2 separate regions of the Homo sapiens genome follow, and region 2 is linked to region 1. The links are chromatin contacts, found by Hi-C or POLR2A ChIA-PET in ENCODE. All regions are on one chromosome and are shown on one strand. Each heading gives the region's core, a stretch centred on a gene start or an enhancer-like site at or near the end of the contact. The rest is flanking DNA. Distances are from core to core; before and after follow the strand shown.

Evidence for each region. Hi-C counts contacts between places; a loop is a spot of excess contacts on that map. ChIA-PET counts read pairs that join two places held with the same protein, here RNA polymerase II (POLR2A). Pooled maps may share reads with other maps.
Region 2: a loop to region 1 is called in a pooled map, with 3 times the contacts of the local background. The contact joins two enhancer-like sites. A Hi-C loop is called at or near these places in 3 of 50 pooled maps. POLR2A ChIA-PET finds 5 or more read pairs at or near these places in 5 of 52 experiments (GM12878, H1, MCF 10A and 2 more).

Annotation. Positions count from the first base shown.
Region 1 is chr13:98,995,924-99,002,426 of GRCh38, reverse strand. It overlaps a transcript of DOCK9 not described here. Among named protein-coding and RNA genes, the nearest start is that of DOCK9, 21 kb to the right of the region's middle. Within about 2 kb of position 3,431, at least 4 of the 41 ENCODE cell types and tissues checked have a DNase peak (open chromatin) inside an H3K27ac peak, as active enhancers do.
Region 2 is chr13:98,886,426-98,892,928 of GRCh38, reverse strand. DOCK9 (dedicator of cytokinesis 9) reads left to right here. Exons shown (of 53, transcript NM_001366683.2): 16 at 4,218-4,297; 17 at 4,382-4,569; 18 at 4,706-4,771; 19 at 6,305-6,397. Among named protein-coding and RNA genes, the nearest start is that of DOCK9-AS1, 58 kb to the right of the region's middle. Within about 2 kb of position 2,593, at least 5 of the 41 ENCODE cell types and tissues checked have a DNase peak (open chromatin) inside an H3K27ac peak, as active enhancers do.

The sequences.
Region 1 (6,503 bases), core at 2,182-4,681:
GAGTAGTGTGTTCTGTGATGCTCAAGGAAGCCTGAGAAGCTCAGCCTTTGGAATGCTCTGGCCATTTGTGCAGAGCTGCACACGTGGGCTGAGAAATTTATGTTCAAGCCTGAAGGCTTGCAGGGCCCCTGAGGGGTGATATTAGATCCTCCTCTCACATCAGAGTGGGATCAGAATCAGAAAGGGAGAGACAGGGAGAGCAGGAGTGAAAGCTCTGATCCCCCACACAAACCCTGCGACCAAGGGGATGAAGGGAAAGGGTCAAACTAGAGAATTTTTATAGATTTACTTTTTACTAGAATTTACTTGACTGATGCACAATGGAAGTGAATGAGGGAGCAGGGGTAACAGTGCCCCATGCCCCATCTTCTGACTCCGTGGTAGTGGTGCCCTTGATCAGATGCAAGCGCAGAGGAAGGACGGATGTAAGCGTAGGTGGGGAGTGGGGTAGAGAGATCGGGAGCTCACTCTTGGTCTTGCTAAGTTTGAGTGCTTGAGGAACTTTCAGGTCAAGGACAGATCCAGCTTTCATAGGGCCCTAACATTCTTGCCAGTTGGAAGTCCCTCTTTAAGAAAACAAATAGAAAATTACAAATACCAAGTGAGGTACGAGACCATAGGGGGAGCCCCTGCAAGGGAGCATGCGGACGCTTGAGCTTCGATAACTTCCCAGCCTGCTCCTGCCTCATGGCAGATATCTCAGGCTGTCCTGTCCTCTTTCATGTCTCCATGCTGTGTCTTCCTTGGTGTCAGAAAGGCCCCAAGTCCTCCTCTCTCAGCCATAGGCTTATCATCTTGTTTTGACTGTGAGAGCTAATTAAGTTAATCCAAGAGTTACCTTAGTGTGATGTCTGGAAAGACCCATACACCTAAGGCGTGCCTTCTGATTTTCTCACAGAAAAAGTTACCCTGCTACCTCTTCTAACACACAAGAGAAACTGAATGAAAAAGCCACAAAGGGCTTGTATGGGATGAGGGCCCCAGTCTGTGATCACTACCCATGGCAGAAAGAGGATGAAAAGATACTCTCTCCATTTAGATTGTCAACAGGACTTGGTAGCTGTGTATATAATGGGCATAGCACTTCCAACTTTTCCTGTTATTAAGGAGTTCTGGGGAACTACTTTACCTAAAGTCCCTCACTGAGAACAAAATTTTGAAACCAAATTTAAGTGGTTTCTGAATAGAGATTACAAGTGGTTTCGTACCAGCAAGTAAATGTAAGGCAGTATATTTAAATAATTATCCCTTTACTACTTGCGAAGTGAGTTCGGTAGATGGGAGTGGAGAAGAGAACCTTAGAATCATTGTTTAGTCTTCATCTTTCACAGCTCAGGCTGAAGGCCTTTCCTTGCTGAGAGGTAAGTGCTGACGCCACCAGGGTAAGGGTGTATTTGGGGAAATGCACAGAAGCCCCTTCTTGTCCTTTTTTGTCCTCTCTTCTGCTGTTGCGCCTTGGCCTCTGGAACCCCAAACTGCAGAGCCTTGCCCTCCCACCCTAGGTGCTCCTGAGCTCCACTGCCACTCATCTTTTTTCACTGCCAGAACTTAACAGTTTCTGCATGTGAATGACCTCAGCTAGATGTTACGTTCTTATCTGATTGTAAAAAATCACACTATGGTAAAAATAGCTAATAGACTTGTATCTGCTAAAGGGTATTTGCATTTTGGAGGGGAGTTGTTAACTGAGGGTGGCACTGGAGGTGAATATGGAAGGTTTGGGGGCATTTTGTCATTCATTTCCAAGCTGCAGAACAAATGGAGTCTGTATGCCAGCCCATCTCTGTGCATGAGTTTCAATTTTTATTTCGAGTGAGGAGAATGATTTTACCTCATTTTTCTTCTTTCTTTTTTCAAGTATGTGACAGTTTTCTTGAGCAAATTTCAAATGTTTAACTGTGGAGGGCATGAGATTTTTAATGGTGTCCTACCGTGCTGTATCTTGCCACCTGCAAGCCACCCTCTACTAAGCTACTCTGCCAAGCAAGCCCTCAGGAGGAGAAGTTTGGGAATCTAGCACCTTGCTTTGAAAGGAGCTGAAAACATCAGCAGATTGCATTGCTGGTCCTAACATCCTGGGGCCTTGTGAAGAGAGGACAGGAAGATACTGCTTTCTCATTCAGATGCATGACCTGCTGGGGTTCTGCATTCTGTTCAGAACTGAGTGTTGCATCTTCAGAAGGACACATCAGGGCAGGAGAAGACTCAGAGAAGGGCTGTGAAAAGGATTGTGGCATATTTATAATGAGAGTTGGTGATAGGAGCCCCTTCTGCGTGTATTTTCTCCCAGATCCCAGAATCAGATCAGGTCATCTTGCTTTTACCAAACTGATTTAGGGGGTCAGGTAGGTTGAGTATTAAGGCAGGCAGAGCCCTAAACATTTTAGCTACTCCCCAAAAGTGTATATCGTCTTATTGTTGCTTTCTTCTTCTTCTTTTTTTCTTTTTTTAACCAGTTCTTTGCCAAATAACAAGGCAGGGAGTGGTCATGGTGCCTGGGAACTTTGGTGCAAGAGATTTGATACTGAATTTCCGTTTTCACTTTTCACCCTTAGCATTCAACCACCTTTTGGACTGGGCTGTTGTGTTACAGAAGGATACAGGCTTCTGTCCAAATCATACTCTTTGTGACCAGTTTTGTAAAACAAGTGGAAACGCTGATAGTTTGTGCAGATGCATGTTTATCTGAAAAATGCTGGACACCATCCAAAGGCAAAGTATGCAGGAATGGTCTTAATTTTAAAAACAACCTCTCTGTGCATCAGTAATTTAAACCCTTTTCCATTTTTATAATTTTTGAATCGCCCTCTTTCTGTTAAAAAAGAAACATGAAAAGAAAGAAACACTGAGGATAAGTTTTAGTACTGTTTATGTTGTCTGTCCTGCAACCCCAGACACGCAGGACTTGGCTCAAATCAGGCAACTGGAGAATTCAGGAGAAGGCCAGATGATCTGGAAACAAGCAAGGGAAATCATCATTCAAGAAATCCTTCTATTAGGAAATGAGATTTTAAAAGCCAATTTAAAACTATTTTTGCTTTTCTTGTTAAAAGAAGGGTTGTTTTGGTATCCTCTCATTAGTCACCTTCCAGAGAGAGAGAGAGAGAGAGTGTGTGTGTGTGTGTGTGTGTGTGTGCGCGTGCATGCGTGCACACATCTGTTCATAAGCTGCTCCTATGACCTGTGTTCCAGGTCACACACTCACCCTCTGAACATGTGAACAAGAAGATTAATTAGTTGGAAAGACTATTCAAGGAACTCAGGGAATCGCCACACTGGGCTTTTATTCCCCACATCTGCAGTGTCTTAGCCTCCATTGCCAGTGACTCTCTGAAGTTTGGGTTAGGTCTTTTTATCTCAAGAGTCAAAGGGGGAGATGATACAAATCATTGACTTCCTGTCACCCTGTTATCTGTGGTTAGGTGATTCACGTAGCAAAAGTGTGATCCGAGCTTGCTTCCCTTTCTCCAGCCCCAAGGACACTATGGTTGGCTTCCTCCACCACCCACTTATTGTGAGTTTGGGGTTGCAAACTAATTTTGACAGTAGCCCAAAGTGAAACACCATTAGGAAGATGAGCCTGGTTGCTCAGACCCACAGGGAAATCTGGAAGGCCTTGGATTGTCTGTGCCTTCGCCTCTCTCCATGACTATATGGTAATCATTGGAGGGTGAGATGAGGGGTCCCAACGAGTCTGTGCCTAGACTTTAGCAGTTGGACGATTAGGGGCCATGCAGCCTAATCTCAGCCCCATTTGAGAATGTTGCTCCTCTGTGCCTGGGTGGGTGATGGATTGGAAGAGGCCAGGTGGGTAGGGTAGGGGCTGACCTGGACCATGCTTCCTGTACCACAAGACTTCCTCATTCATGGATTTCACCAAGTCTCTTGGTTCGGAAATTCTTAAAAGGGTTTTGGAAGCTTGGTGTGAGACTCTGCCCGGATCATTCAGATGGAAACCAAGGCCATGAGTGCTGTAAGTGCATCCGAGGTTAAAAAGGATTTTCGAGTGCTCCACACATAATTGGTGCCAGGTGTTTCCCATTTGTCTCTATGCCTAGACAAATAATCAGTCTTAGTGGATACCCAGAGGGTGAGCAGAGTTTGCATCTTGAGGGTAGGGTGGGTCCTACCTTCAGGGGCTTCCACTTCATTTAGTGAATTGAGACATGTGCGCTGTGGGTGTCTGGGTGCCCGGACCTTGCTGCCCTGTCTGGCTTCTCTGATGATGCATGCCTGCCAGCTGCCATCACCCTTGCCCCAAGGCTCCACTGTCTATCCCGGCCCCACCTCAGCTGTTCTCATCTGTGACTCATTCACAGAGGTCCACCAAGTACAGAGGAAAAGCTGAGGAGAATGGCAGGTGTCACATGCATGACACCCTCACCATCACCCTGGAGATGTTTCTGTGGTTTGCAGCAAATCTTGGAAGAGCAGAATGGCCTCAGCCCTAGTCTGAGAAAATCCTCAGGGCTTTTACAGAGATGATCCTGGGGACTTAGGAGAATCTGCTGTGTTGGTCAAGGGTGGGGCTGGGCCAGTGCCACACTTTGGCAGAACAGACCTCTCGTTAGCTACGGGGCTGGAAAGCAGCATGCTTCTCAGTTATTCTCCCAGAATCCCCACATGGAAATGTTTTCTATTGTATAACAAAGATGCACAAAGTCAGGGGGTGACTGGAGTATTCCTGACCAGCCAGGGCTGGAATTGCAAGCCAGCAATGCACAGAGACAGGAAAATAATTCCCACAAAGAACAGTGAAGGCTGCCCATGGCAATCCCTGGAAATAGTCTGATGTGGATGGAGTGAGGGAAGGAAGTGTTGAGAGACCAACAAAGGATATCAAAAGAGTGGGTGGTTTTGAAGACAAACCTCATTTCACATCGCTACTGGTCTGCTCTTCTTTCACATGTGGCAAATAGGAATCTAGTGGTCAGCCAGGAGACTTACTGTCATGCCCTTGAGAGAGGTCTTCTTTACAGATGTTTAGGCAAAGCAACTCTGAGGTGCGGGGCTCAGCAGGACTGAGCTGGTCAAATAAAAGGCTTTAGTTAGAAATTTGAGCTGAATTGGTAAGTTCTTTTTTACTCCAAGTTTTCTTATTGTTTGCCTCTGGGCGTGGGGTGGGCGAACCCTGCCTGAATAACCAGAGGAAAGTGAGGTGATCCACAGAGGGCCACAGCTCAGTGATTTTACAGTGTTCGCTTTAGTTCCTGAGACGTGTGGGCCTGCAGGCAGCAGACACAGGTGCCCTGCGAAGCGGCGTGTTCTAGGGTAAGTGCGCTGTGAGTGTCTGCTGCACACATTGACTACACATTCGAGAAGCCCTCTTTTCCCTCTTTTCCACTGTCCTCTTGTAGAAACCCTGGATAGTCAGCACATCTCCCAATACTCCTTTCCCATTCAGGTTGTGAGAGGGGAGCACATGTCTTTTCTTGTCTTCTTTCTGTTATGCCAGCTGAGGAATGAGTACCGATTGGACTTAGTATGCAAGGAGTTTCTTTGGATTTCAGAAGATCCGCATTTTTGGGGTAAAACTATGCTGTTTGCTTTACCATTGGCAGAGCAACTTACTTCCAAGTTATTATAATAAGAAATATAAACAATAAAACCAAGGAAGGTAAAGGATTAGATCAGGAGTGCCCAATCTTTTGGCTTCCCTGGGCCACACTGGAAGAAGAAGAATTGTCCTGGGCCACACATAAAATACACTAACACTAGTGATAGCTGATGAGCTTTTAAAAAATTGCAAAACTCATAATGTTTTAAGAAAGTGAAAGTTTACGAATTTGTGTTGGGCTGCATTCAAAGCCATCCTGGGCCACATATGGCCCTGGGCCGTGGATTGGACAAGCTTGGATTAGATTATCCCCTCCAGGTCAGAAATTCTTTGATTTTGAAATAGATTATTGGAATATATGGGTAATGTAAGGACCTGTAAGGCACAGTCCAGTTGGAATGTGAAATATACATTTGTGAAGAGTTAGTTATATAATATTAGTATTGATCTTAGCTCTAGATGGCTTACAAGGTATAACATAAGTCAGCTAGTGATGAATTGCTGTTAGTACTACTCGGGATCTGGAAAAAGATGTGTGACCGCTGTCTTAGTTGTGTTCTGCTTTGTGCCGTGGACACTGTGAGTGAGAAGGATGGGTTGTGGTAATTACGAGCAGCACTTGTATTACTGAGGGCTCCATCCTTGGCCAGCATCCTCTTTTTAGGTGATGACATTCACTTTCATTGTTGTAGCCACCACCTGTCTATATGTGGTCATCTCTGTTTGCATCTGAAGGCCTATACCTCATCCCAGTGCGTATATGTCCATATGCCATCTGCTATTTAAAGCCCTTTGGTGGCTTTCCATTTAGCTCAGGTTGAAATACACAATCCTCAATATGCCTGCCATGGCTAACAAGGCCCAATATGATCTGCACCGTGCTTACCCTACTGGGCTCATCGTGTGCTGTTCTCCCCTGGACCACTGCACTGAATGGGCCACTGTT
Region 2 (6,503 bases), core at 1,344-3,843, 110 kb after region 1:
TCTCTGCCTGAGCCGCCTCCTCTTTTTAAGGGTGGATAATAACAGCCCCTGCCCCCTAAAACCGTGGTGGGGAATAAATGCAAAAGGCATTAAGGTGATTTCTCCCACCATGAATACTGATCTCATCCCGTGTTCCCTCTCGATAGATCTAGATACTCTGCCTTCTGGTAGAGGTTTGTACATACTCTGTGAAAGTGATTGCCCTCATATGCCGTAAGTAGCTTACAGTGTCTACTGGACTTTTGGCTTCTTGAGGAAAGAAATTATGTCTTGTTTGCATTCCTCCATGGTCCTGAGTACATACATTGCAGCATATCCTAAGCACTTGATAAATGCTTATTGAATTTTCTTCTTAGACATAAACTCAGTGGTTTTTGTTGAAACAAAAATATCTCAAATTTCTTTCAATCATATATAGTTGTTTTTTTTTAAGTGACACCAAAGCTTTTAGGGAATATTTCCTTTCACAAAACACAGTTAGAAGATTAAACTCACCACCAATAGCAGTCCAAACATACCTGTATTGCCAGCTAATCATTTTAACGAGCCAATACAGGAAGTCAGGAAGGGAAGACCGGCTGCAGAAACACTTAGATAAGGACCCCAAATCTGTTGGCATGGGAGGACTGCTAGTTGATGATACCATTCCCATTTCCTCTGTGGGAATTGTTGAGTCAGCAGAAATGGATGGGCAGTGGGAAGGGAAAATTTTCCTAAGAGAGAGTTTGAGCCTCACTTCTACATTCACACAGAGACAGGAGCAGTTCCCAGAGGCCAGGCATCCTGCAAGTGTCTGTATTGCATGCTTACTTAATTCGTGTAATTTTAAGATGAGTTTTCATGTTCAAGGATTATTTTATAAATTTTGCATAGAATATAGGTACTCTTTAGCAAAACAAAGCAAAAAAACCAAAACTATTCTCAGTCATGAAAGAATTCAGTTTGTGTAACACGCACACAACCACCACTTTGGAAGTGCATAAAAAGGCAGTAAAATCTTTATTGCCTGTGAGTGTTTGATGTCTAATAAACCAGATTCAACATAAACCATAAACTTTTGAAATGGGTTTGAGATTGGGTTTTTAAAAACTTAAAGCTGGCAAAAAAAAAAACAACTTTTAAAAGCCCATGTGCTACATAATATGGAACTAAACTCAGAAATGTGCTTGGAAACACATGGAAAGAACGTCTTTACAGAAGCAGCAACTAGAAGTAAAATCTCTCAGCAGAGGGAGGAAATAGAATAAGAAATAACTATAGTTAGGCACAGAAGGACACAATACACTATAGGAAGATTTCCAGTGAAGATCATTTAATTAAAATATGTTGCTTAGAAACGTATTTTAATTGTGTTCCACCTCTCTCAAAAATTTATATGTGGAGGATGTTGGAGTGATCTTAAAAATGGTGATGAAGATGCCTGTTCATTCATAGGTGGAAATAATTAGGAGGGGGTGAAATCCATTACCCTTGCATACTTACTTATATTTAAAAGTATAATTTGTAATAAACAGAGTATTTCTAACTCAAAGCAGATACAACTTCATAGGTGTCTCTACAATTTTGTGGAGTGCAGTGTCTTGTGATATGTTGTGGTGTTGAATTCCTCCACTGAAGAGGTGAGCAAGGCACCGTATGTCAAGAAAATTGATACCTTCATAAAACCCCCTGTCTGAAGGTTGATGCCCCTGAAGAGTTCTATGTGAAGCTGAGAGAGGCTCCACAAGCTATCATCGTAGGAGTGCCCAGAGCTTGGGAGATGCTGGGTCAAAAGCTCTCAGGAAATGACTGACCCTTGAGGGGAGGCTGCTGCCCCTCCTCCCACCAACAGGAAAGGATCTTGTGTGTGTGAAGCAGCTCACACCGCAGGCACAGGGGCAAACTGTAGGGGAGTGCTTGGCTGTACCTGGAGAGCTCTTGGCCAGACATCTTTTCAACGGAAGGCGGAACATGTGAAAAATCATTGACTTGCCTTCCTGACCATTACCTCTTTCAGGAACTGTTCATTTAAACTCAGATGTAAACAGAAGACAAGTGGAAATGAGAGGGAGGGACCCTGAGAGAAAGAGATTTAGCAGCTTAGAGCTGGCGATGGGCCACGATGGATCTTCTCAACATCGTCTCTAGTCTTAAGGATGCAGGAATTTAGAAATTTTAGGGAAGTCCTAATTCAGGTGACAAATATTCCAAGATGTACTGAGGAGTGACACGTGAGGCTGCTTAATAGTCAGCAGTCATGTCCAAAGAATCTGCAAAATTGTAGGTAGGAACTTTTCAAAAATGGGAACAAAACCAAATGCTGAATCTGCCAGTCCCTGTGCTTTGGTGATCTTTGGCAATGTTCTAAAGGAGATCTGAAACAGGTGGCGTAGGAAGGACTGTGAGGCGGCATTGTGTTTCCTAAGACTAAGTCATATCGTGTTGAACTAGTCATCCTAACTGCATTTCTTCTCTCTTTGTAACTGCGCCGCTAAGCTTGTGTAGTAGAGGAGTGCAAAGGCTTCAGCAGAATGTATTTACCACGTGTGGGTGCTGTGGTAGCCTGTGAATGAGTCAAAGAAGCGCTGCACACGTGAGTGGGCAGTTGTTCAACTGCTGGAAAAACCAGATGCTAGGGAGGGTGATGAATGAGCTAGTGTCAGTCTGGAAATGGGCCTCCAGAGACTTGGGAAGGAGCCTGTTCTTGGCAATATACTGTGCAGTATCTTTATCAATGACTTTTATGAGACTATAACATGCTGATTAAATATTTTTATGACATAAAGCTATTAGGAATATCTAATGCAGTAGGTGGTAAAATCTGGATCTAGGAGGACTTTGATAAACTAGAAATAGCTCAAACACAATACGATGAAATTTCAGCAAGACAAAAATTAAATTCTCTTCTGAGGTCCAAAAATATAATTATATAAATAAAGGACAAAGAAATAAGCATGTGAAAAAAGATGTAGGAATTTTAGGTGACTGTAAATTTCCTGTGAGTCACTAGGATGGTATGGCTACCTAAAAGTAATAGCTTTGAGGCTGTGTTAATAGACAGGTATATTGTTGAAAACCAGACAGAGGCTGTGCACCCAGCTGTGCACCCACACTGGCCAGATGTATGCAGTTCCAGGCTCTGTAATATAAATGGCAGGTTCTTCTGGGAGAGAATGACATTGGGGCAGGTGCAAAAGTGCTGAGAATAGAGGGCTTCAGAATGTGTAGTATAGGTGGTTGAAAGATAGAGGAACATCGCTAGACCCCTTGGTGAGTAGAAGTTTCAGGGAGGTGAATTTCACTATGCTATGAGCAAGAGCAGACTAGTGTCAAAACCGCTGAATCAGAAGTCTCATTGTCACTAGGAAGGGTGAGGCAGTAGCAGCACTTGTCAGGAGTGTCACAGGGGATTCCTATATTGGATTGAGTCAGAACAAATATTAATACAACAATTTCAGTGAGCTTCGACTCTGAACCCAGCATTGTGCTGGACACTGGAGCCTAAGATGATTTCTAGTTCCTGATGGTGATGATTGTATGTTTTATTTTATTTTTTATTTCAATAGGTTTTTGGAGAACAGGTGGTGTTTGCTTACATGAATAAGTTCTTTAGTGGTGATTTCTGTGATTTTGGTGCACCCATCACCCGAGCAGTGTACACTGTACCCAATGTGTAGTCTTTTTTCCCTCACCCCACTCCCACCCTTTCCCACAAGTCGCCAAAGTTCATTGTATCATTCTACTGCCTTTGCATCCTCATAGCTTAGCTCCCCCAAATGGTGATGATTCTAAATGAGCCAAATATTTATGGTGAGGCTGGAGTGATTCAGGAACACTTGAGCTGTAACTGTTTTGCTGATATTCTTTATCTAGACCTGTACTGTGTAGTGCGCAGCCACTAGCCATGTGTGGCTGTCCTGTGAAATACAGGACGTCTGAATTGAGATGTGCTTTAAGTATAAAACCAGTAATACATATCTGGTTTTAAAGACTTAGAGTACACATTTTTTATACTGATTAAATACTGACATGGTAATATTTTGGACCTATTGGGTTGAGTGAAGTATATTATTAAAATTAATGTTACCAGTTCCTGTTTGCTGTTTTTCATGAGGCTACTAGAATGTTTAAAATTGTCTTTATGGCTTGCTTTATATTTCTCTTGGAAGTGCTGCTCTAGAGTGTCGGTTTTAGAGTTAACTTACGAATGTTTAATTTTTCTCTTCTTTTGTTTGCAGACCTGAGAAGATGGCTAAGCTCCCAGTGATTTTAGGCAATCTAGACATTACAATTGATAATGTTTCCTCAGACTTCCCTAGTAAGTGTCAGTTCTACATAATAGACAGAATTTTTATTAGTTTGGGTTTTACTTCAGTTTGAGTTATTTTGAATATCTTTGCAGATTATGTTAATTCATCATACATTCCCACAAAACAATTTGAAACCTGCAGTAAAACTCCCATCACGTTTGAAGTGGAGGAATTTGTGCCCTGCATACCAAAACACACTCAGCCTTACACCATCTACACCAATCACCTTTACGTTTATCCTAAGTACTTGAAATACGACAGTCAGAAGTCTTTTGCCAAGGTGAGTGTGAAGATGGAGGTTTCATTCTTGATGTCAAACCCTCCCTTTAGATTCAGCGTCCCATGTTCTTTTATAAATACTTACATAGTCTGACTTTCTGTTGTTTTTTCTTATTCTGTTTTGTTTATTGCTGCAGGCTAGAAATATTGCGATTTGCATTGAATTCAAAGATTCAGATGAGGAAGACTCTCAGCCCCTTAAGGTTTGTTTTTTTTTAATATATGTTCACCTACGAATTCTGATTTTTCCATTTTCAAAATGCACTTTCATGATACCGTACAACTACAACAGTTTAGCACATTTTAATTGACACAAATCAAAAATATATAATGTTACAATGTATAAACATATATACTCAATCTTATCGAATATGGAATATTTAGGTTCTGGCTCCTAATTGACTGTTTTTTATTCTTTTTAAGGATCAGAGTTTCTTATACACACTCAATTCAGCAAACACTTACTGTTCACCTATGAGCCAAGTGCTCATACTGTGGGTGCTAAGAATTAGGATATGAATAATGTTGATCATAGAAATAATAATAACTGATCAACAATTGATAATTTTATTAAATGTTTACTACAGTATAGTAATAATAATAGCAGTAGATTATAGGTAACTTTTATTGAAAGCTGTTTGTACTCCAGGCACTGCTCTAGTGTGTGTTTAACTCTTTTGGTTCTCAGTAGTCTTTTGAGTTAAGTATTATTATTATCCTTTTTTTTTTTTTTTTTTTTTTTTTTGAGATGGAGTCTCGCTCTGTCGCCCAGGCTGGAGTGCAGTGGTGTGATCTCGGCTCACTGCAAGCACTGCCTCCCAGGTTCATGCCATTCTCCTGCCTCAGCCTCCCGAGTAGCTGGGACTACAGGAGCCTGCCACCACACCCCGCTAATTTTTTGTATTTTTAGTAGAGACGGGGTTTCACCATGTTAGCCAGGATGGTCTCGATCTCCTGACCGTGTGATCTGCCCACCTTGGCCTCCCAAAATGCTGGGATTACAGGCGTGAGCCACCCCACCCGGCCTATTATCCATATGTTTTAGGTGAGGGGAGTAGTGCAGAATTTTTTGCCTAAGGTAAAACATTAGTGGAACCAAGATTCAAACCCGGGCAGTCTAGCTCCATAACCCAAATTGTTTTACTGTGACTATGTTAAAGTGACTTCCTAAGAGGAGAAGGAGACAAAGATGCAAAAAAAAAAAAAAAAAAAAAAAATATATATATATATATATAAAATATAGTATCTGTCCTCAAGAAATTCAGTCAAGTGGGAAAAACAGTCGTGGAGAAAAAGATCTTGGTGGACAGATGGTATGAAATGAAGTTTTGGACAAAACTGAAAATTAATACAGAAAAATGCTGAGGGGACACATGGAAGGAGTTGACAATTTCTTGAAGAATGCTTGAGCGTTTTCTTGATGCATGCAGAAGCGAAGGTTATTTGGACAGAAGAATTGCATAAGAAAAGGCATGGAAATGTGAAAGGGAACAGTGAGCAAGGCATCATCCAGGGCTGTGACCTGGAAGGGCAGGAAGGGGAGCAGGCAGATGGGCTTCAAGGCAAGCTGGAAGGTGGGCAGGACCCAGCAGTCCGGGGCTCACAGGCCTGGGGCCCATCAGAGGTGGCGATGCTAAGTCTATGCCGTAGGAATGCCTCCTCCTTTACGATATATCCAAGTTTAATTTCTTACTTAATCGAACCGTGATGTTTCCCTTTGGTAACTCTTATTTTAGTGCATTTATGGCAGACCTGGTGGGCCAGTTTTCACAAGAAGCGCCTTTGCTGCAGTTTTACACCATCACCAAAACCCAGAATTTTATGATGAGGTAAGTGATGTTTTTAAGGGAAAACCGAATTTGACCAGTTTTAAGGGAAACTTTAATGTATTTGCCTGGTAAAGGAAAATTCAAGAGAAGCTGCATATTACACTGA